Linked DNA regions of Homo sapiens: region 2 is linked to region 1. A link is a loop called in an ENCODE intact Hi-C map of the cell type or tissue named here. Cell type or tissue: mammary epithelial cell. All regions are shown on one strand. Links, peaks and the distances in the headings refer to the core of each region. The heading gives the core; the rest is flanking DNA. Region 1 holds the start of HOXA5 (homeobox A5). Region 2 overlaps LINC02981 (long intergenic non-protein coding RNA 2981).

Region 1 (8,327 bases), core at 19-8,018:
GGCGCTGCTCACTCTGCTGCCTCCGCAGAGTTGGCTCCTGGCGCTGCTCTTTTGGGCAGAGGGAAAGTTTGCTCTGCCTTTTCGAATTCAGAGGCAGCCTGAGTTATTGAACCAGAGAGAGAGAGAGAGAGAGAGAGAGAGAGAAAGTTTCCAAAGTACAAATAAACTTGAAAGCGCTCAGGAGGCGAGCTTACCTTAACTCGGAGGGAGCCATTTTTCAGAGAGTTTTGAGAACTTGTGGTTTGGACACTTCTGGACCTAAAATTGACAGTTTGAATGGCCAGGCGGCACACGTAGCCTGCAAAAGAGTCAAATGGAGTCCAGCGTTAGTGAGATTATATGTTATGTGGTATATAATGTTGGATGTCAACTCCCCAAAACCATAAAACTTACTTTAATGGCCCCACGTGACGTTTTATAGCCAGTGAGCCGATCTGTCTGTGCTATGGATGATTTTACGATCTAATTCATAGACAAAACCCTATTCATTTGGCACCCAAATGTCATATAGCCGGAACTGGGGCTTATAAAGTTTACTGTTTTATAACTTTTAAAAGGAAAGACGGCATCAGTGTAAGCAGTCGGTAAATGTGCAAATCTCTAGTTGCGCTTTAGCTGCTCTGAGGAGTTTCCCAATCGAGCTAGGATGGGGTAAGTACCTTCAATTTGTAGCAAATTAATTGTAGCAAAAGAAGCCAACTGGGTCCCGGGTGAAGAGTGGGGAAGGGGTGCTGGGATGGGTTAAGGGCAGAGGGTTTGGGGTCCACAGACAGACATAGCAGCGTCTTCAGCAAGTGGAGGCCTAGGACAGCCTTAGGAAAGAGGCAGGATCTGTGTGGCCTGAGGGCGGCTAACAAAGCCCTGGGTTTTTTCTCCTTTTTTCTTGCTCTTTCTCTCTTTTTTGTACCCAGCAAGTTAACTTGGTTTCCTCAGAGATGGACAGGGTGTTCTGGGGCTTTGGAACAGCCTACAGCTTTTTCCACCTTCTGCCCTGAACTTTGCAATGGGTCAGAGGTAGGGAAGCGATGGGACAGTGTTGGTATGAGGTCTCCCTGCACAGGTCATCTGCTCAGGTAGCCTCAGACCCAACAGCTTCCAAGACTGCACAGACAGACAGAAAAGCAGACAGAGCCGCTCACTATTTGGCACAAACCAGACCAAGAGAACTTACAATAGAAAGTTTATTTTTTGTTCCAGTCAGTATTTTTTCCTTAAAAACAAATACAAAAAAAAAAAAAAAAAAAAAAAAGCTGATCACAGTTTGCTTAAAACAGCCAGACTTGGACAATATTTGTAACTTTGTTCACAAAAACATACATCACTGAAGCTGCGCTTATAAGAGCCACTTCCAGAGTTCGTGCAAAGGGTCCTATAAAGGCACGCAGGGACACACCGCTTGGAGTCACAGTTTTCATCACAGAGTCACTAGTCACTACACGTCGAACAAGTTGTGTCTCATCAAGTCACCTCTACAACAGCATTAATTACACAAGGAATATAGGTAGTTTGAATAAAAATATCTTTAACAGCTTGGAGCTATTGAGACAGGAACACTTCCACGCACATGCACAGTTAAACAACTTGAGTGCAACACACAACATTGGCACTAAACGAGATTGAAGGGGGACTTTTTGTGTGTTTTTTTTTCTCTTTTCTTTTTTTGTTATAGTTACTTCAAGTAACACAGCTTGCTTCATATAAATAAGTTAAAACATCTATTTTTTTTCAAGACAAAGCCATTCAGGACAAAGAGATGAACAGAAAGCAGATCTACTTATACAGGCGCTATAATGGCAATAAACAGGCTCATGATTAAAAGATGAATTAGGGCAACGAGAACAGGGCTTCTTCACAGAAGGAACACAAGGGAGTTTCAGAAAGTCACCTTAGTACTGACACTACGCGGGATCCGCTAATACTGCTCAGTACTTTAAACGCTCAGATACTCAGGGACGGAAGGCCCCTCCTGCCGCGGCCATGCTCATGCTTTTCAGCTTATTATCTTTTTTCCACTTCATTCTCCGGTTTTGGAACCAGATTTTAATTTGTCTCTCGGAGAGGCAAAGAGCATGTGCTATTTCAATCCTCCTTCTGCGGGTCAGGTAACGGTTGAAGTGGAACTCCTTCTCCAGCTCCAGGGTCTGGTAGCGCGTGTAGGCCGTCCGGGCCCTTTTGCCTTCCGGGCCGCCTATGTTGTCTGCAATAGAAAAGTCAGCGGTTTAGCCACCAACTCCTGTCTTCCAAAGTCCGCCAGGGGGACAAGCTTGGGTCATGAGCAGGGAACCCAGGCGAAAAGCTCAACAAGTTCTGCCTACCAGCCCGCACACCCCTCCCGAATTTCCTTCTCTCTTCCTTTCTAGAAAGAAAACAATACGATTTGGACCCTGGGAACAATCTGCCCATCTGAGGCTGGGGCCGTGTCCCGGCGGACTCCGGCTTTCCCTGGCCCCTCTCCTGCCCCCTCCGCCCTGCCCCGGGCGCCCCGATCGGGAGGCACAGCCCTCCCAGGCTGCCCACCGCACAGAAACCCAGGAAGCAAGGCCCTTTCCTGAGCGCCCAAGTGGCCTTCGGGTCACCCTCCCTCAAAGTTCCAGCCCCGAGAGCCGCCTCCCGTTTCCAGCCTGCAGGGTTGGGGAGCCTGTTTTCTTTTTCTTCCCTTTCCTTCTCTCTCCCTCCTGCCCCCAAAATTCAGAATCCTGCAGGCTCTCGCCTCGATTCTTTCCCCCAAGCCCCTTTTCGGGGGCTGTAATTAGTAACGCTGTTTCCCCAGCGTAGCCCTCCTCATAAATTATCCGCCGTGACAAGCCCGATTCACGGCTGCTACAGCCATCCTCTACCTCTCTGCGCCTTGCTCGGCTGGCCTGACCCGGGAGCGCGTCCCAAGGCGTGGGGTTCCAGAGGGGTTTTTTGCTTCCTCCCCCTTCCAACGTCTAAACTGTCCCAGAGAACGCCCATTTCCCCCACTATTTGTGAGCGCAGGGTGCTCGCAAAGAAGAGGAGGAAGGAGGAAGGCAGGGGAGGGAGAACGGCAAGGAGAGCTCCGCAGGGCTGGGAGAAATGAGACCAAGAGAGACTGGGAGAGGGCGGCAGAGAAGAGAGGGGGGACCGAGAGCCGCGTCCCCGCGGTCGCGTGGATTTAGAAAAAGGCTGGCTTTACCATGACTTATGTGCAGCTTGCGCATCCAGGGGTAGATCTGGGGTTGGGCGGGCGGCGCCGGGCTCGGCTCGCTCTGCGCACTCGCCTGCTCGCTGCTGGCAGGGGCGTCCTCCTCGGCTCCGGACGCCGTGCCAACCCCCTCTCTGCTGCTGATGTGGGTGCTGCCGGCGTCGGCCGAGGCGCCGCTGGAGTTGCTTAGGGAGTTTTTCCCGCCGTGGTGGCTGTCGCTGCCGGGCGAGGGGGCCACGGCGGAGCAGGGCAGCGGATCGGGCTGAGGAGAGTGCGTGGACGTGGCCGGCTGGCTGTACCTGGGCTCGGCGGGCGCCGCGCTGGCGCTGGCAGCGTAGCTGCGGGCGCGCTCTCCGGAGCCAAAGTGGCCGGAGCCCGAGCGGCCGACGCTGAGATCCATGCCATTGTAGCCGTAGCCGTACCTGCCGGAGTGCATGCTCGCCGAGTCCCTGAATTGCTCGCTCACGGAACTATGATCTCCATAATTATGCAACTGGTAGTCCGGGCCATTTGGATAGCGACCGCAAAATGAGTTTACAAAATAAGAGCTCATTTGTTTTTTGATATGTGTGCTTGATTTGTGGCTCGCGGTCGTTTGTGCGTCTATAGCACCCTTGCACAATTTATGATGAATTATGGAAATGACTGGGACATGTACTTGGTTCCCTCCTACGTAGGCACCCAAATATGGGGTACGACTTCGAATCACGTGCTTTTGTTGTCCAGTCGTAAATCCTGCCTGATGACCTCTAGAGGTAAACTCGTGCACTAATAGGGGAGTTGGGTGGAGGCGAGGGGGGTGGCGCGCGCGCCCCGGGCGCGTGCCCGCCGCCAGTTGCCGCCGTTCAGCCGGACTCGAGCGCCACCCGCTGGAGGCAGGGCTCATCGCCCAGCTTCCGACCGGGGGCTGCAAGGGCCGGGGTCGAATTGAGGTTACAGCCCATTATGGCAAAATTATTGCATTTCCCTCGCAGTTCCATTAGGATGTACCAATTGTTAGGCCGTCAGCTGCCGATCGCGCGCCCGGCGAGGATGCAGAGGATTGGGGGGAGGTGGTGACTTGCATTTTATTTACAACAACTTTATTTCCCCCGTTTTGCAGCCCCTCTTATTTTTGTGTCGAGGTTGGGGTCGGTACTGACCGTCCTGCCAGCAGCTCTGAATTTTGAAAATACAGATATCACCTTCGGGGAAGGGGGAAAGCCATTTAGCCAATTGGAGAAATAAATCCTGCCCGCAGCAGCAGCAGCTACAATTACGGCTCTGTTTTTGCGAGCGCATGAGGGACAGTGTCCCTGCCGCTCTTAAATGACAGGCGTCTATTAAAGATAGCTTTTGTGTAGTGTTTCTCCAAGGCGAGGTCAAATTCCATACACTTTTATAACCGTAGTCGATTTTTCTTTCGTGTGAATATGGTTTTCGTGTCATTAGTTTGCGATTTGATTTGCTTACGTATCCAGCCTGGAAAATCTTCATCACAGGGTCCGGTTCCTCGAGCCAGCCGGGCCCCAAGTCGGAGGGTTCTCCTTGAACCCAGCGAGTGGGCCCAGGCTCCCTGCAGCCACAGAGGCTGCCTGGGGTCTGGGGATCCGTGGGGCGGGTTACTGGGGTCTTGCTTAGACCTCCAGGAGTAAAATGAGGGCGATAATGGAAGCATTCCTTGGCAGTGCCTAGTATCTCTGTAGTTATTTTCCACGGCTCCGAAAGACTCAAGTAAATCACAAATATAGCTGAGAGGCAAGTGGAGTCTCCCCGCTGGAGGCCCGGCGTTGCAGGCGCCCCTGGCACGTCTGGAAGCCAGGACTCTGGCGGCTCCCATGGCCCTGGGCCCCTCGTTGGGTCCTGAACGCTGCTGTGGCGGCGACGCGGGCGCTATCGGAGGCTGGGAGCGGGAATCCGGAGCCGGGAGCCTACCCCGGGCTGTAATGTTCCACCCGCGCCCAGGTTAACTCGCCTCGGCTGAGGCTGCTTCTCTTCCACTGACGGTTGCACACGCGGGACCGAGAGACTGGGCTCTGTTGGGGCCCCCTTTGTTCCTCGAGCTTCCTTCCTGTTCTGGGAGGCGGCTTGGGAGGCCGCGACAAGGCCGGGCTCCAGCTCTTAGACCCCCTCTTTCCACTGGCCAGAGATGATTTGATGATGCCCTTCGGGACTTACTGGCGAGGGACTTAGGCAGAGACGCCCAGACACGAAACGGGGCTCGGCCCAGGGCTCTTTCCTCCCCAGCAGCCCCGCGTCCCGAGGTCGGGGAGCTCAGAGACACTAGCACAGGAGCCCCAGACGCATTCAGGGCGCACCCCAGAACTCCGGAGCCGGTTTGGGCATCCTTGTGGAGCGGGACTGGGTGTGTGCAGTGCGCCCCGCTCCACCGCTGGTATTGGCTGTGTGTGAGGTTTTGTTTTGTTTTGTTTTGTTTTGTTTTGTTTTGTTTTGTTTTGTTTTGTAAGAAATAAATGCACAGACGCTTGCAAAGCTCCGGGCTCCCCTGAAGCTGCGGAAGCCCCCAGATGGGAGCAGGCGGGGAGAAAAGTTGGGGAACAGGCGAGGGCAAGGGGGCAAAGCCGAAGGAGGTTGCAGCGCTGGCCTGGTCCCTGCCCAGGCATCTACTCGCCCGCCTTTGCCTCTGAGTCCTCCCCGCTGGGCTGCGTGGAATTGATGAGCTTGTTTTCCTTTTTCCACTTCATGCGGCGGTTCTGGAACCAGATCTTGATCTGGCGCTCGGTGAGGCAGAGCGCGTTGGCGATCTCGATGCGGCGGCGCCGTGTCAGGTAGCGGTTGAAGTGGAACTCCTTCTCCAGCTCCAGTGTCTGGTAGCGCGTGTAGGTCTGGCGGCCTCGGCGCCCATGGCTCCCATACACAGCACCTACGAGCAGAAACGGCCGGGCGCCGGTAAGCCAGGGCCTGGAGGGTTGACCCAGTCAGCCCAGTGCCTCCCACAAGAGGCACCCAGACTAGAAACCACCCCGCCTCCACTCCAGCCTCTCCCACTATGTCTGGGGCCCAAAGCATACTGAATGGGAGATTATTTCATACCAAGCGAGATGTTTTCCACCTATAACGACTTGGGGTGGACATTATCGTTTTTGAAAAATCTGCCTCATAGGAAAACCATTACAAGCAAAATAACAGAATGAGCATTCTTAATTTGGGATGCCCAGGTCGTGTTTTTGTGGGGATGCAGGGTGTGTGTGTGTGTTTGTGTGTGTGTGTGTGTGTGTGTCTGGGGTGGGTGGTGTGGAACCATGTAAGTAGTGTACACACTCTGAATTCATAGTGGTCTCTCTGAGGATGCTACTGTGACCAGCCATGTCGGAACTCAACACATTTTTTGAAGAGTTAAAAATGGTCAGCCCTCTTGAATCTTTACACATTCTCCCAAATTATATGACCCTTCTGAGAAATGCAGAACTCCCCCAAGGATAAAGTGGATGTTAATGGAAAACATTATAATTTTAACAATCCGCATTAGGCTCTGTCCTAGGGAATTCCTAGGAGTCTTTGGGATTCCCTGTGGAGTCCTTGGAAACCAGAGGCTAAGAGATGGAGCTATAGGTAGTCTAGGATTTCTGGCAATGTAGGATTGTGTTGGGCTGTCTGATCTGGTGCCAAAGTTCCCCAAGGGTGGTGGGGGGTCCCTCCAAGACAGGTGTATGAAGCTCAGGCATGGGCTCAGAAGAGGGCAGAAGTTGGCTAAGAGTGGGCAGTTGAGTAGAAGCCGGGGGAGATGAGGGAGGAGAGAGAAAAAAATCCTGAGTCTGGGGCTGTGGCCCTCCAAGGCTTTGGGGAGACACTGGAAGAGGCCAAATGGCCACCTCTCTGTACGGGTTTCTGAAGGGCAGAAAGGAGAGGGGGTTGGGAAGCAAAGGGTATTTATCAGTGACGCAGTGCAAAAGGCCCTCTGGCTTGGGAAGCTGAGCAGGGTACTCAGGGTGCATGGACAGGCTGTCCCTCCCCACCAGCCTCTCTCTCTCTTCAGGCTGTCCCTGTCACAGGTCTCATATACGTGCCAGTGCCCCCATCCTCCCCTAAGGTGTCAGCTTACATGGACACTGGGGCCTTGCCCTTCCTCTGCCATGGCCTGATAGCCCCATTGGGAACTGATTTTTTCTTCTCTTTTAAGAAGCCAAAGAAACTTTGCTGGTTCTTTCATCCTTTCTTTCTCTCTATTCCTCTTTCTACTCTGTTTCCTCCTTCTTTCTTTCTTTTCCTGCCTCCTTTCCCCTCTCCCTCCACTGTCTTGGGATATGTCTTACCCGCGCAGGAGTTCATCCGCTGCATCCAAGGGTAAACCGGGCTCGTGTACTTCCGGTCGGCGCCTTCGTCATGGAGTGCTTTGCCCTGCCCGCTGCTGCTGTCGGGTTTGTACTGCTGCTCGGGAGAAAAGTGCAGGTAGTCCCCGGGGCCCCTCTGCTTGCCACTGCCCGAGGGCGAGGCGCCACTGAGGTCCTTATCAGAATAGAAACACGAGGCCCCGTACTCGTAGGACGCCCGGTTGCAGGCCAGGACCGAGTTGGACTGTTGGTAGAAACAAGGTGAGGTGTACGTCTTGTCCGGGAGACTCGACGCCCCGTACGAGGCCGGGAAGGGCCTCAGCGCGTCATAGCCAGCCTGGTAGAGGGGCAGCTGGCCCAAGAAGGAGTCCTGGCCGCTGGGAAGGCTCCCGGGGAAAGTGGGATTCACAAAATAGGAACTCATTTGCGCGCCCCTCTGCAGGACTGTGATTTGTTGTGTATTAGTACATCTGGCTATAACTATTAGTAGTCATCGAACTGGTTTGTTTCTGGATGGCCGAACGCCAAAAGCGACAGCAGCAAATCGCACCAGCTGACGCGGCGGCGGCCAATGGGAGCGAACGCCGGAGCCCGCTCCCCGGGGACCGCGGCGACCGAGGCAGCAAAGTTACAAACAGCCCCCAGCCCGCCCGCCCGCCGCCCGCCCGGCAGATTAATGGGCGCGCACAGCTAGCCGGCCCGGCTCTCTTCCCGAACGCCAGCGGCGGGCACGGCCCTTTCAGTGGCGAGCAGATCAGGCCAGAGTAGGGACACTAATGCTTGGGCCGCCTCAAAGGCCCCGCCAGGTCCCCTCCTTCCTCCTCCCCTTTTTGCTTTATTGAATTTTGCGGGTTCCCCGCCCCTCCTCCTCCAAACAGGAAACCTGAAGG
Region 2 (8,327 bases), core at 128-8,127, 640 kb before region 1:
ATGAACATTTAGGTTGCTTTCATTTTTTCTTGCTTATATAAAATAAACATTCTTGAACATAAATACATGTTAACAGCTCTGAAAATTACTCCATGCCCTTATTCTTTTTCTTTCTTTCTTTCTTTTTTTTTTTTTTTTTTTGAGACAGGGTCTCACTCTGTCACCCAGGCTGGAATACAATGGCATGATCTCTGCCTCCCGGGTTCAAGAGATTTTTGTTCCTCAGCCTCCCGAGTAGTGGGACCACAGGCGTGCACCACCATGCCTGGCTAATTTTTGTATTTTTTGGTAGAGATGGGGTTTCACCATGTTGACCAGGCTGGTGTTGAACTCCTGGCTTCAAGAGATCCACCCATCTCAGCCTCCCAAAGTGCTGGGATTACAGGCGTGAGCCGCTGTGCCCAGCCATGCCCTTATTCTTGATCACCTTCCCTACATTTGGAGGGGTTATGGAGACATAAAGTGTGCCTAAGATCCTGATAACAGAGCAGATGGTTTATTTTTTGTGGCAAGGATATTTTGTGGCAAGGATGTTTTGCATTGATCAGTTGCATTTAATAAATTAATTACTTTATTTATTCAATAGGAATTTACTAAAGTCATGCTATACGCTAGGCACTGTGGAGGGACTGCAGAAAGACTTCAAGGACTGCACCGTCTTGTTAGAAAGATGCCTAGACAACATTTGAGAAACGCTGATCATGTCTGATGACACATAACTGCTAACAGTTACATGGAATTTTCTATATGCTATATACAAACATACAAATATATGTATGTATATTTACTCAGCTCTCACAACAGCTACTACTGTTATTATGAATCCTGTTTTATAGTGAGAAAACTGAAACATGGAGAGGTTAAGTAATTTGCCCAAGATCACATAGCTACTAAGTGGTGGAACTGTGATTAGAATCCAGGCATTCAGGCTCCAGAGTTCATACTCTTCACATACCACATCTATCTTGAATATAACAATGTAGAGAAAAAGAATTATAGCAAGCATATGTCTAGGTAAGCATTTTCCAGAAGTGACTGTTTTTTTGCATTGGGTTTGTAAACTTTCAACAATAAAGCAGGTTGGACTTTATATCAGTCAAAGCAGAATATTCTGATGTCACCTTCCCCAATGTTTAGGATGTTAATGAGAATTGCTAATCCAAGAGAAGAAAATAATCTCATCTAATTTGGGTAAGTCAATTATTTGAAAGTAGAAGAACCACCCTTCCACCTCTCTTGTTCTAAGGAACCTCTGGGGGAAGTACTGGAAAAATAATGCTTTCTAATAAGCCCAATAGGGCTTTTGATTTGTAATAACTATTTTAATAAGTATCAGTTCAATTCCTATTATTTTTAAGAAGTTCATTGAATGAATTAAAGAACAAATGAATGAGCAATGCTTTAGGCTATAGGCTTTCAGAGGACGTAATTCTATGAAACAGACTCAGTGGTATGCTGGCACCAGCTCCTACTTGCGTCTCTTTTCAACTTTGTGTTCAGTGACTTTGCCTTGGTAGCTTGACATCAGCCATGGTGGGAATATTTAAACTAAATAACTGAGAAAATGATTCATATTAGAGAGCTTTCTTTTTTCCCGGGAACTAAGTGTTAAACATTTACCAGCACACCACTGCCTAGACTTGTTAGGAAATTCACAAGTGAGAAGAAATTCTGTGATTCCAGGAGATGAAAGAGGGAAGTGTAATGAGAATATCAACTTGAGTATTTTATCCGTTGCTTTCTTTAATTGGGTCATTTCAGAGGGTGGGTAGATTTTGTTAAGACAGTTGAAATATTTAGGTAGGTAGAGGGGTGAGTGCAGTTGAAGAGTAAAGGCTGTTTGGGGCAGACAAAAGAATGATAGCACTCTTTCAAGTGCTCTGCCACCAGCAGTAAAAGTCGGGAGAAGGACCTAGCACCAGGACACGTGATCTGTCCGGCGTAAGCGAGTGCTGAGTCAAAGGCCTGCAATTCAGGCCCCTGCTCTGGGGCACGGTCAGTTTCAGCCAGGCCCAACTCTCTTTCCCAGGTCCATGGCGTGGATGGCACCCAGAATCCAGCAGGGGAGTGCTGGTGGATACACCTGGGAGGGCCTGGTGGAGGATCATTTGCGTGCAGAAATAAGGAAATAGACATATTTGAGCTGGAAGAAAATCTTACATGTCTGATCCAATTCTCTCATTTCACAGATAAGGAAAAGGGGCCCCAAAGAGTGAAGAGGGGATGTCCTGAGGTCATGAGGCTGGCTTACAGCAAGGATCTGGACCAGACAGCAGGGTGGGACCCTCAGCTGTCCCCATACTTGCTGCTTGATATTGGATAGGTTATTTAGGCTCTATGTGTTTTCTCATAAACACATAGAGGTTAGGTAAAAATGGTGGTGTGAGAATGAACTAATACATGTAAAGAGCTTGCATGTAGTAAGCTCTCAATAAATATTAATAATACTGGGCACAGTGGCTCACACCTGTAATCCCAGCACTTTGAGAGGCCAAGGCGGGTGGATCCCTTGAGGTCAGGAGTTTGAGAACGCCCTGACAAACATGGTGAAACCCCATCTCTACTAAAAATACAAAAAATTAGCCAGGCATGGTGGTGGGTGCCTGTAATCCCAGCTGCTCGGGAGGCTGAGGCAAGAGAATCACTTGAACCTGAGAGGTGGAGGTTGCTTTGAGCCCAGATCATGCCACTGCACTCCAGCCTAGGTGACAGAACCAGACTTCATCTCAAAAAAAAAAAAATTAATAATATAGAGCCCTTGTGTTGACACTATTCTCTTTTACAGCCAGAAAGAGAGAAAGATTACAGAAAATAAAAATATATTAATATATTAAAGGCATAATACTGTGAATTAATACTGATTAATTCAATATACTATTATATCAAAAACCAGGATACTAATAATAAATAATATATGGAAAACCACCATACACATTGGTAAAACATTAACATTTTCAAATCTCCAATCCAAGAATTTTCCCCAAATCCAGATTGTGCAGGTATTTTAGTGAATGATTCACCCTACAGAATTACTTATTACATTTTTCTTTAAACTTCAATGGATTTGTAGCTGAATGAGGGATCAGGTAATCACCAGACATCTTGGAAGGGCACATGATCCCTCAGGCCTTTTCTTGGAGAATGTTTAAAGAAACCTCTTCCTTCCCATTAGGGAGGCCGACCATGAGTCCCTTTGTGTTGACAGTGAAGGTGTCTGGGGCTACACCTCTTTCACATGCTCTGCCACCAGCAGTAAAAGTCAGAAGGCCCTGGCACAGGGCACACCTGATCTGTTCGGCATAAGTGCTGAGTCAAAAGCCTGCAATTAAGGCCAGTGGCTGGGAGGAGGCCTGGTCCCAGCCTCTCCTTGATTTGCCTCACCCCACCCAAACACAGGTCATGTTCATCATCTGCTAGCCAGCAAGGAAGATGTGTGGGGTACAGGTTACAGGGACTGAGCCCGGAGCCTGACTTTCTGGGCTCTACCACTCGTTGTCTTCATTTCCAAAGGCAAAGCACTTGACCTCTCTGAGCCTCCATTTCTCATCCATAAAATGGGGATGATGATAAAAGTGACTGCTTCATAGGATTGTTGAGAGGATCAACTCAAGTAATATGTGAAAAGTGGCACATAATAAGTACTCTGTTTCATGTTTCTAATTAATTTTATTTTTTTTAGGTTTTTTACTGTGGTAAAATATATGTAACATAAAATTTACTATTTTACTATTTTTAAGTGTAAGTGGCGTTGAATACATTGTGGCATTGAATACATTCACACTGTCATGCAACCATCAACACCATCCACCTCCAGCCTTCTTCGTCATCCCAAACTGAAACTCTACTCATTAAACAATAACTCCTCATTCCCGCTTCCCCTTAGCCTCTGGGAACCATTGTTCTTTGCCCATTTTTAAATGGAGGTTGTTGCTGGGTTGTGGGAGTTCTTTATTCTGGATATTAATCCTTTACCAAATAGATAATTTGATTTTTTTTCCTATTCTGTGTGTTGCCTTGACTATGTCCTTTCATGCACAAAATATTTTAATTTTGATGAAGTCTAGTTTACCTATTTTTTCTTGTATTGCCTGTGTTTTGGTGTTAATTCCAAGAAATCATTGCAAAATTCAATGTCATGAAATTTTGCCCCTTTCTTCTAAGAGTTTTATAGTTTTAGCTCTTATGTTTAGGTCATTGATGACTTTGAGTTAATTTTTGTTTATGATGTAAGGTAATGGTACAACTTCATCCTTTTGCATGTGGATATCCAGTTTTCCCAGCACTATTTATTGAAAAAAAGACTGTCTTTTCTCCATTGAGTGGTCTTGGCATCCTAGTTGAAAATCATTTGACCCTATATATTAAGGTTTATTTCTGATTTCATTGGTCTATGAGTCTGTCTTTATGCCAGGACCACTCTGTTTTGATTACGGTAGCTTTATAGCAAGTTTTGAAATCAGGAAGTGTGAGACCTTCAACTTTGTTCTTCATTTTTCTGGATGTTTTGGCTATTCTGGGCCCCTTGAGATTTGAGAAAGAGTTCCCTCTACTGGCAGATCTAAGACAGTCTGTTGACTCAGGTACCTGATAATTTTTGAAGATGCATTTAAGAAGTTAAACTATTGAGAATAAAAAAATCTTAGCTAGGCTTTATTTTATTTTTCTGATCGGTTAGAGACTCTTGGAGACTTCTCTTTCTTCTCAATCAATTTGACTGAGGTATAATTAAAAAAAAATAAAACATACTGATATGGCTTGGCTGTGTCCCCACCCAAAATCTCATCTTGAATTATAATCCCCATAATCATCATAATCCCCACGTGTCAAGAGAGAGACCAGGTGGAAGTAATTGAATCATGGGGGCAGTTTCCCCGATGTTGTTCTCGTGATAGTGAGTGAGTTCTCACGAGATCTGATGGTTTATGTGTTTACTAGTTCTTCCTGCGTTAATTTTCCTTCCTGCCACCATGTGAAGAAGGGGTCTTGCTTCCCCTTCGCTTTCTTACACGATTGAAAGTTTCCTGAGGCCTCCCCAGTCCTGCGGAACTGTGAGTCAATTAAACCTCTTTCCTTTATAAATTACCCAGTCTCGGACAGTTCTTTATAGCAGTATGAAAACAGACTAATGCATATACAGACACATACACCTAAGTAACCATCACTATCGCAATCAGGATATCAAATATTTCTATCAACCCAAAAAGTTCCTTTGTGATTTTTGTAGTCAGTCCCCACTCTTGATTCCCCATGCCCCAGGCAACCACAGGTCTGCTCCCCGTCATATAGACGAGTGTTGTCTGTGTTCAGATTTCAAATACATGGAATTGCACAATATATGCTCCTATGTCTAAATTTTTTTCACTTAGCATAATGTTTTCGAAATTCATTCATGTTGTATTTATCAGTAGTTTTTAGCATTGTATCGCACTGTGGTATTTCATTGTATATATCATCATTTGTTTATCCATTGACCAGTTGAACATTTGGGCTATTTCCAGTTTGGGGCTGTTTTGAATAAAGGTGCCAAGTTCAAGTCTTATTTGCAGACATATGTTTTCATTTCTCCTGAATAAATACCTGCAAGTGGAATTTCTGGATCATATTGTAAGTGTATGTATAATTTTATAAGAAATTGCCAAGCTGTTTTCCACAGTGGTTGTATATCTCACCAGCAGCATATGGGAGTTCCACTTCCTTCACATCCTTGCCAACATTTGGTGTGGTCAGTCTTTTAAATTGTAGCCATTTTAGTGGCTGTGTTGAGTATATGAAAAATCATTGTTAGGTTTAGTTGTTCTTCTCATAGCAAGACCTTGAAGCCTTAAAAATATATTTTTAAAAATTTTAACTGTAATAAAAAACACATAGCATAAAATTGATCATCTCAGCCGTTTTTGAGTGTAGTTCAGCAGTGTTAAGTATATTCACATTATTGTACAACAGCTCTCCAGAATGTTTTCATCGTTCCAAATAGAAGTTCTATACGCATTGAGAACAATAACACTTCATTTCTACCTTCGCCAGGAGACTTTTAAAATTACACTTTTTATTTTGAGGTACTTATAAATGTATATAGAGTTGTAAGAAATAATACAGAGATATCCCGTATACTTTTTACTCACCTTCCCCCAGTGGTAACATCTCACAAACCTATAGTACAATATCACAACCTATTGGAACCTTTTAAAAATACACACCTCTCAAAGTTGAGTGAGAAGTCACAGAAAACAGGCACCATTAGATCATGTCCTGTGCTCCACTGTCAATGAGACAGGGAGAATCTGAAGCATCAGAGGCTGTCCTAACCATAATGCCAATGAATACTCTGAGAATCACATTTCAGGGACCGCAAGAACCACTGATCCGTTAATATTGGCAACACCAACGCTTAGTGCTTCCAACCTGAAAATGCTGCATCTGGAATTTCAAATTAGGCATCCCTGATGAGAAAGTGAGATGCAGAGTAAAGGGCAAGGAGATGGTCAAAAGCAAGAGGTATATTCATTTAGACCTCTGCCAGTGGGACTGGCACTCGGCATGTCTTCTTTTCTCACCTAGACATTTCTGTCTTTCTGACTAGGAGTAATCATGGGTGGTGGTTCCGTTCAGGGAGAATGAAATAACTGTGGACCCCCAAGCTCATTTGAGCTAATAGCTTCAAAATACTTGGGTAGATGCCCAAATAAGTAATGAAATGGACTAGTTTTAGTTTTAGCTTTTTGTGCTTCCACTGCGCATCTCTGGTGGAGGGAAGGCTGAGCAGTGGAATGGCTAAGGTGCAGGGAGTCAGGGATAGGAAGAGAAAGACCCAGGTGATCTTCAGACTGGATAACCAGCCCCTGCGGGCTCTGGAGCTGATGGTAATGATAGGAAGCAAATCCTGAAGGTAAAGGTTATAAGACAGTCCTAAGGGCGGGAAGGGTGAGGAATGAAATCAACTGCAACGACAAATGTAATTTTTAAGATAACCAATGAGAAAGAAAAAGATGAAAATTAGCTTGATGAAAAATGGATATAGTGACTCTTTCCCCATTTCCTTTAGCATCTTTCAGAAGACGATCGTTTTAGGGCAGTCCCCACATGATGGTGACAGGACAATCACTCTTTTGGAGATCATTTTTGAAATTATGGCAAAGTCAAGGGCACCCGCTGTAAGTTCCTTCGCATCCTCTTCTCCATCTCCAGCTCTTTGCCTGTTCTGAGCTCCTGTCTCTGAAGAATCTCTCTACTTCCATTGTGAGTTCATCTCCCTGTGCCCTTGGTCCCTCCTGCTGCCCTAAAGTCTCGCTCTATCAGGAACGCATGCTCCCCTTGGATCTTCCAGCTCTCCTTTCCGGGACCTGCAAGCATGTTTGGATCGCCCCTTCCTTCAAAACACATGCCTTAGGCCTGCTCCCCAATCACCTTACCGACCTCAACCCCTCCTTCCTTTCATTAGTAAACGTTTTAAAAGAGTACTATCACCAGCTACCTGTCTCCTTGACCTTGGGCCAGCTGCTGGTCGCCTTTTCCCAACACTGTTGCCTGAGGGCTGTCAGCGCCCTCCCTGTAGCTGCGTCCCCGGCCTTTTCTCCTGGATCATCGTCTCTGTTGCTCTGGACACTATGGACATGTTTCTTTCCTGTGTCACCCTGTACTTCCTGGGATTTTGTGCTGTCACCCTTTTCCCTTTCTCCTTTTCTAGGACATCTTTGCCACTTCCTCTGCCCCACAGATTTAGGTCTCTGCAGAAGTTCACTTCTGGGTGTTTTTCTCTTATTTCCTATTTTGTATAGTCTTTCTTCCAATAGTCTCGTCTGCTTCCTCTGTTTCAATTAAAGCCTCTAAGCAGATGTCTTTGAGTTTCATTGGTTAGACCTTTCTAAGGTGCCTAAATTGTGGGGTCGTGTCAGGATGAGATTGTGCTTTTGATTGACCTTTGTACCCCCTAGCATAATGTCGTAAATATAGTAGAAGCTCAGATGATATTTGCTGAATAGCATTTGTATCCCCAAACTATTGGATGGTGGGATGTTGGGATCTCTCATTTTTTTTGTCTTTTTTTTTTTTTTTGGTAGAGATAGTGATATAGAAGTTAAAAAGAAATTGTTTAGGCAGATAGAAAGGGTTAGGAAGTCCTCAGTAATGTTTTCCTTTTAATGACTAGCAGCCCTCAAATCATTTCTTTTCTAACAAAGAGCAGCCTGTAACCTCAAGCTGCAGACATAGATAAGCAAGCTGGAAGCTTGCACCAGTAAATGCTGGCAGCTCTGCCAATAGGAAAAGGCTACCTGGGGGCCAGGAATGTTCAACATGGTGGCTCTAGCTTCCCTTTTCTTTGTCAACCA

Evidence for each region. Peaks named below come from ENCODE experiments on the same cell type or tissue, not always from the same donor. Only the 100,000 strongest peaks of a DNase experiment are listed, where the experiment ranks them.
Region 2: a loop joins it to region 1, with 6 times the contacts of the local background. A loop is called at or near these places in 4 of 110 quality-filtered maps.

Annotation. Positions count from the first base shown.
Region 1 is chr7:27,139,889-27,148,215 of GRCh38, forward strand. HOXA3 (homeobox A3) reads right to left here. Exons shown (of 6, transcript NM_153631.3): 2 at 195-298. HOXA5 (homeobox A5) reads right to left here and starts at 3,793. Exons shown (of 2, transcript NM_019102.4): 1 at 3,158-3,793; 2 at 1,164-2,197. The coding sequence starts at 3,719. The coding sequence ends at 1,947. HOXA6 (homeobox A6) reads right to left here and starts at 7,886. Exons shown (of 2, transcript NM_024014.4): 1 at 7,420-7,886; 2 at 5,508-6,029. The coding sequence starts at 7,861. The coding sequence ends at 5,770. HOXA-AS3 (HOXA cluster antisense RNA 3) reads left to right here and starts at 476. Exons shown (of 3, transcript NR_038832.1): 1 at 476-651. RefSeq lists an enhancer at 1-200. In mammary epithelial cell, for the core only: CTCF peaks have their summits at 2,247 and 4,044 (motif pointing left); DNase peaks (open chromatin) are centred at 113, 1,463, 3,863, 7,943 and 9 weaker places; H3K4me3 peaks cover 6,900 bases; H3K27ac peaks cover 7,052 bases.
Region 2 is chr7:26,496,410-26,504,736 of GRCh38, forward strand. The region is part of intron 4 of LINC02981 (long intergenic non-protein coding RNA 2981); the gene reads left to right. Among named protein-coding and RNA genes, the nearest start is that of KIAA0087, 38 kb to the right of the region's middle. In mammary epithelial cell, for the core only: a CTCF peak has its summit at 4,539 (motif pointing left); no DNase peak of the experiment used is centred there.